2 separate regions of the Homo sapiens genome follow, and region 1 is linked to region 2. Evidence: read pairs that join two places in POLR2A ChIA-PET (ENCODE). Cell type or tissue: GM12878. All regions are shown on one strand. Links, peaks and the distances in the headings refer to the core of each region. The heading gives the core; the rest is flanking DNA.

The links. Peaks named below come from ENCODE experiments on the same cell type or tissue, not always from the same donor. Only the 100,000 strongest peaks of a DNase experiment are listed, where the experiment ranks them.
Region 1: POLR2A ChIA-PET joins it to region 2 with 5 read pairs; 17 of 35 experiments call an interaction of 5 or more read pairs at or near these places.

The regions. Positions count from the first base shown.
Region 1 is chr15:75,217,269-75,220,181 of GRCh38, forward strand. No RefSeq gene overlaps it. Among named protein-coding and RNA genes, the nearest start is that of C15orf39, 17 kb to the left of the region's middle. RefSeq lists enhancers at 1,376-1,425, 2,236-2,425, 2,506-2,565. In GM12878, for the core only: no CTCF peak of the experiment used is centred there; no DNase peak of the experiment used is centred there; H3K27ac peaks cover 1,327 bases.
Region 2 is chr15:75,094,464-75,097,376 of GRCh38, forward strand. No RefSeq gene overlaps it. Among named protein-coding and RNA genes, the nearest start is that of PPCDC, 72 kb to the left of the region's middle. In GM12878, for the core only: no CTCF peak of the experiment used is centred there; DNase peaks (open chromatin) are centred at 828, 1,418 and 2,408; H3K4me3 peaks cover 483 bases; H3K27ac peaks cover 2,043 bases.

The sequences.
Region 1 (2,913 bases), core at 187-2,686, 120 kb after region 2:
CAGCTTGGCTGGGAAGTCAAGCTGACCAAAGGGGAATGGTGCAGCCTGAGTTGGGGGCTGAGTAGGAATGGGCCTGGTGTGGGGTGGGGGAGGTGGGGGTGAGGCGGGTGTCTGGCACCTCTCTGCTTATCTTCCCTTCTCCCTTGCCCATAAAGGAGGCATCTTCTCCATGTCCCTCTGCCACCCTGGGGACATAAAATACTGCCCCAGGTCTGTCTTCCCTTGGACATAGCCCACCTACCTTCCTGTGGGACTCAGGGCTTTGTTTTGTCCTGTGGCCCACATGAGAAGCAGTTATCCCTGCTCTGCTCAGCTGAGAGAGGACAAACTGAGGCAGAGCAGGGGAACAACTCTGTCATAGTCTGGCTGTTAATGGCAGAGTCAAGACCACTGAGTGTCTAGTGGACCACCAGGTCCACTGGACACCAAACGTGGAGGCTGTATTAGCCCGTTTTGTGTTGCTCTAGAGGAATACCTGAGACTGGGTTATTTATTTATTTATTTATTTATTTATTTATTTATTTATTTTTGAGATGAAGTCTAGCTCTGTCACCCAGGCTGGAGTGCAGTGGTACGATCTCAGGCTGCTGCAACCTCTGCCTCCTGGGTTCAGGCTATTCTCCTGCCTCAGCCTGCTGAGTAGCTGGGATTACAGGCATGGACCACCATGCCTGGCTAATTTTTTGTATTTTTAGTAGAGGCAGGGTTTTGAGATAGAGTTTCGCTCTTGTAGCCCAGGCTACAGTGCAGTGGTGCAATATCGGCTCACTGCAACCTCCGCCTCCAGGGTTCAAGCAATTCTCATGCCTCAGCCACCCAAGTAGCTGGGATTATAGGCGTGCACCACCATGCCTGGCTAATTTTGTATTTTTAGTAGAGACAGGGTTTTACCAGGTTGGCCAGCCTAGTCTTGAACTCCTGATCTCAAGTAATTTACTCGCCTTGGCCTCTCAAAGTGCTGGGATTACAGGCGTGAGCACCGCTCCTGGCCCTGAGACTGGGTAATTTATAAAAGAAGTTTATTTGCCTCATAGTTCTGCAGGCTGTACAAGCATCTGCTAGGCTTCTGGTGAAGCGTCAGGAAGCTTTTACTCCTGGCGGGAGGCAAAGAGGGAGCAGACGTGTCGCATGGTGAGAGAGGGAGCAAGAGAGAGGAGGCATCAGGCTCTCCTGTGAACTAATAGAAAACTCACTCATTGAATCACTTGAACCCAGGAGGTGGAGGTTGCAGTGAGCCAAGATCGCGCTACTGCACTCCAGCCTGGGCTGTGAGTGAGACTCTGTCTCAAAAAAAAAGGAAGGAAAGAAAGAGAAAAAAAAATTAGAAATTAGAAAACTCACTCATTACCATGGGGAGGGCACTAAGCCATTCATGAGGGATCCCCCACCATGACCCAAACACCTCACACTATAGGCCCCACCTCCAGCACTGGGGATCACATTTCAACACGAGATGTGGATGGGACAAGTATCCACACTATGTCAGAGGCCTCCCTGTCATCAGAGTCTTCTGTCCTCGGTTCAGGTGCATGCTGGCTTCCATGCCTGGCTTCCTAGGAAGTCATCTTGGCCCCATGGGGTTGGGCCGGGCCACTAGGCTGAGGGTTGGAGCCCTATCTCTCCTAGTCCCAGCCTGGGTCTCCATCACTGACTAGCCCGCTCTGCTTGCTGCATTCTCTCCACACCTGTTCCCTGTAGCCCAGGGGTCAGTCTGGGTGCAGGCCTGGGTAGAGGTCCAGGAGCAGATTCTGCCCCCCAGCTCATACCTCCTGTGCACCATGGCAGCCAAAATGCACCAGCATGACCAGGAGTGCTGGCTTGTCCCTGTAATCCCAGTGTTTTTGGGAGGCTGAGGTGGAAAGATCACTTGAGACCAGCCTAGGCAACATAGCCAGACCCTGTCTCTACAAAAAATAAAATTAGGCATGGTGGCGTGTGCCTGTAGTCCCAGTATAGCAGGACAAGCCGCAGACAAAACTTCGTAGACACCGAGTTGTAGAAGAAGGGCTTTATTCAGCTGGGAGCATCGGCAAGCTACTGCCTTAAAATCCGAGCTGAGTGCACAATTTTTGTCCCTTTTAAGGCCTCACAACACTAAAGATTTCACATGAAAGGGTCGTGATTGATTTGAGCAAGCAAGGGGTACGTGACAGGGGCTGTATGCACCGGTGGTCAGAGTGAAACAGAACAGAGCAGGGAGTTTCACAATGTTCTTCCATACAATGCCTGAAATCTATGGGTAACATCGGGTTCTAAGTCATGAGTTGATTTTTAACTACTAGGTTTAGGCCAGGCAGGCCCAGGCCTGGCTTTGGGCCTGGCGCTGGGCTGCCTGTCTTTGATTTCACTTCCTTGTTTTTTTCTTAAAACAGGTACTGAGTATAAAACAATATGAGAGAGCCTCTCTCTTCCCTCACCAGCTACTCAGGAGGCTGAGGTGGGAAGATTGCATGAACCCAGGAGGTCAGGGCTGCAGTGAGCTATGATTGTGCCACCACATTCCAGCCTGGGCAACAGAGCAAGACCCTGTCTCTAAAACAAGAAACAAAGTGCACCAGTGTGTGGATTCCAGCTTCTCCTGGTGTGTGGACATGACCTCACTCGGCCCCATCAGTGAGTGGGAGGCTGCCTGCTGTCTTCCAGAACGTTCTCATCACTACACCTGTGTTCCTCCTGCATTCTCTGGCAGGCTTTGTGAGGGGACCTGTCACCTACCTCTCTGGCTGCCCTAAGGCCCAGCTCAAACCTTCCCTGCCCCTGAGAACCTTTTCCTGAAGAGTCTTTTCCCCACTGGCAGGCCTTCTTATTTCAGAGCTTTTGGTAGGGTGAGTAAAAGGATCGACTCTCTGCTACCAGCCTGGGAGGAATTGTCCCTAGGGTTGGGTCTCTGGATGGCATATGAGGGTCTAGACC
Region 2 (2,913 bases), core at 181-2,680:
GTAGCTGGTACTACAGGCACCCGCCACCACGCCCGGCTAATTTTTTGTATTTTTAGTAGAGATGGGGTTTCACCGTGTTAACCAGCATGGTATCGATCTCCTGACCTCATGATCTGCCCGCCTTGGACTCCCAAAGTGCTGGGATTACAGGTGTGAGCCACCACACCCAGCCTGTAAAATCTTTATGTAGAAAATTATAGCACCTTACTGAAAGGCAATAAGAAAACCAATTGGTGAGCAACAACATGTTTGTGGAAAGACTCAATGCTGTAAAACTGTTATTTCTCCCCAGATTGATTTAATACTGTTTCCATCAAATCATAACAAAACTTTGCACACATTTCACCAAAAAAAAAAAAAAAAAAAAAAATTAGTGCCTAGATCCTATAAATCAATTAGGAGGACAAAAAATTCAATAGAAAAATGTTTAAAAATATGAACAGGTGCTGGGTGTGGCGGCTCATGCCTGTTAATTCCAGCACTTTGGGAGGCTGAGGTGGGCAGATCACTTGAGGTCAAGAGTTCAAGACCAGCCTGGCCAACATGGTGAAACCCCATCTCTACTAAAAATACAAAAGTTAGCCGGGCGTGGTGGCAGTCCTCTGTAATCATAGCTACTCAGGAGGCTGAGGTAGGAGAATCACTTGAACCCAGGAGGTGGAGGTTGCAATGAGCTGAGATCACACCACTGCACTCCAGCCTGGGCGACGGAGTGAGACACTGTCTCAAAAAACCAAACCAAACCAAAACAAAACAAACCATAAACAGGTATTTCACAGAAAACACAAATGGCCCATTAAATATATGAAAATATACTCACCTTCATTAGTAAAAAGGGGAAATGTAAATAAAACCACAAATTTTCATTTCATGCCCACTAGTTTGGAAAAAAATTAGAAGACTGACAAAATGCTGGTGAAATGTAACTATTAAACTGCAGTGGGACTAGAGGTGAGTACACTCACTTTGAAGAAAAGTTTTACATTATTTGGTAAAAGTGAACATTCACACACCCTGAGACCCAGCAGTTCTACTCCTGGAGATATGGATGGAATAGTCACAGAGCACTGTTTATTAGATCAAAAACAAAATAGCCCAAGTACCCATTACAGTAGAGTGAATAAATGAATTGTGGTTCAGTCACACAATAGAATACTATATTATAGTGGAACAGAAAACTATAGCTCCATACATTAACATGGATGTAGCTGATGATATTTTCCAGACGGCCACCACCATACAGCCCGTCTCATGTGCTCTTCTCACCTTTTGAGATGCCAGTGACATATTACATCTTTCTTGTAGTCCCACAGGTCCCTGAAACTGTTTTTTTTCCCCTCCTGCAGTCTATTTTCTCTCTGGTTCAGTTTCAGTCTATTTTCCCTGTGGTTCCAATCAGGTCATTTCTATTCTGTGTTTCAGTTCACGGATTCTTTCTTCTGTCCTCCCGTTCTTCTGTTGAGCACATCCACTGAGCTTTAAAATTTTAGTCATTGTCTTTTTCAGTTTGAGCATTTCCATTTGGTGCTGCATATGTTAACTAGCTTGATTTAGCCATTTCACAATGTCTACATATATCAAAACATCATTTGTATACCATAAGTATATATAATTTTTTTTTGGTCAACAAAAATAATAAAATTTCTATTTGGTTCTCTCTCTCTCTCTCTTCCTCCCTCTGTCCCTCTGTGCCAATGCCTGTAAGAATACTTTTTTATTGTTTTTGTTGAGACGGAGTCTCACTCTATCGCCCAGGCTGGAGTGCAGTGGCACGATCTAGGCTCACTGCAAGCTCTGCCTCCCGGCTTCATGCCATTCTCCTGCCTCAGCCTCCCAAGTAGCTGGGACTACAGGTGTCCGCCACCACGCCCGGCTAATTTTTTGTATTTTTAGTAGAGACGGGGTTTCACTGTGTTAGCCAGGATGTTCTCGATCTCCCGACCTCGTGATTCGCCCGCCTCGGCCTCCCAAAGTGCTGGGATTACAGGCGTGAGCCACCGCGCCCGGCCAATTCCAGCACTTTGGGAGGCCGAGGCAGGTGGCTCACGAGGTCAGGAGATGGGGACCATCCTGGCTAACACAGTGAAACCCCGTCTCTACTAAAAATACAAAAAATTAGCCGGGCGTGGTGGCGGGCGCCTGTGGTCCCAGCTACTCGGGAGGCTGAGGCAGGAGAATGGGGTGAACCCGGGAGGCGGAGCTGGCAGTGAGCCGAGATGGCGCCACTGCACTCCAGCCTGGGCGACAGAGCAAGACTCCGTCTCAAAAAAAAAAAAAAAAAATTGCTGTGATTACAGGCATGAGCCACCGCTCCCGTCCTTGACTGGTGATTTTCTACTGAAACCCAGACATGTTAGGTATTACGAGACTCTGGGTCTTACTGAAACCTTGCTTCCCACGCTGCTACTCCAGCACAGGAGGGGAGGTGCTGCCGCGTTGCTGTGAGGTGGAGGCGGAAGTCCAGGTTCCCCACTCAGCACCCATGGACTCTAGAGAAGGGGGCACTGTGCCTTACTTTGGAGGGTGTGGGAGTCCTAGATTCTACTAGACCAGCACTGGCTGTGCGGGGTGGGGGTGTCACCTTACTGCTCTTTCATGGCCTCCACTTTCACCATATTCTCAGGATGGCAGTGACCTTGGAGTGGAGAGAGGGGATGTGATTGGGCAGGAGACGCAGGAGGCTTCAAAAGAACTGTGAATGTTTTATTTTGTAGTTGAGCAGTAGGTATACAGATGTTTCTTTCTTTCTTTCTTTCTTTCTTTCTTTCTTTCTTTCTTTCTTTCTTTCTTTGAGACAGAGCCTCGCTTTGTTGCCCAAGCTGGAGTGCAGTGGCACAATCTCGGCTCACTGCAACCTCTGCCTCCCAGGTTGAAGCGATCCTCCTCCCTGAGCTTCCTAAGTAGCTGGGATTA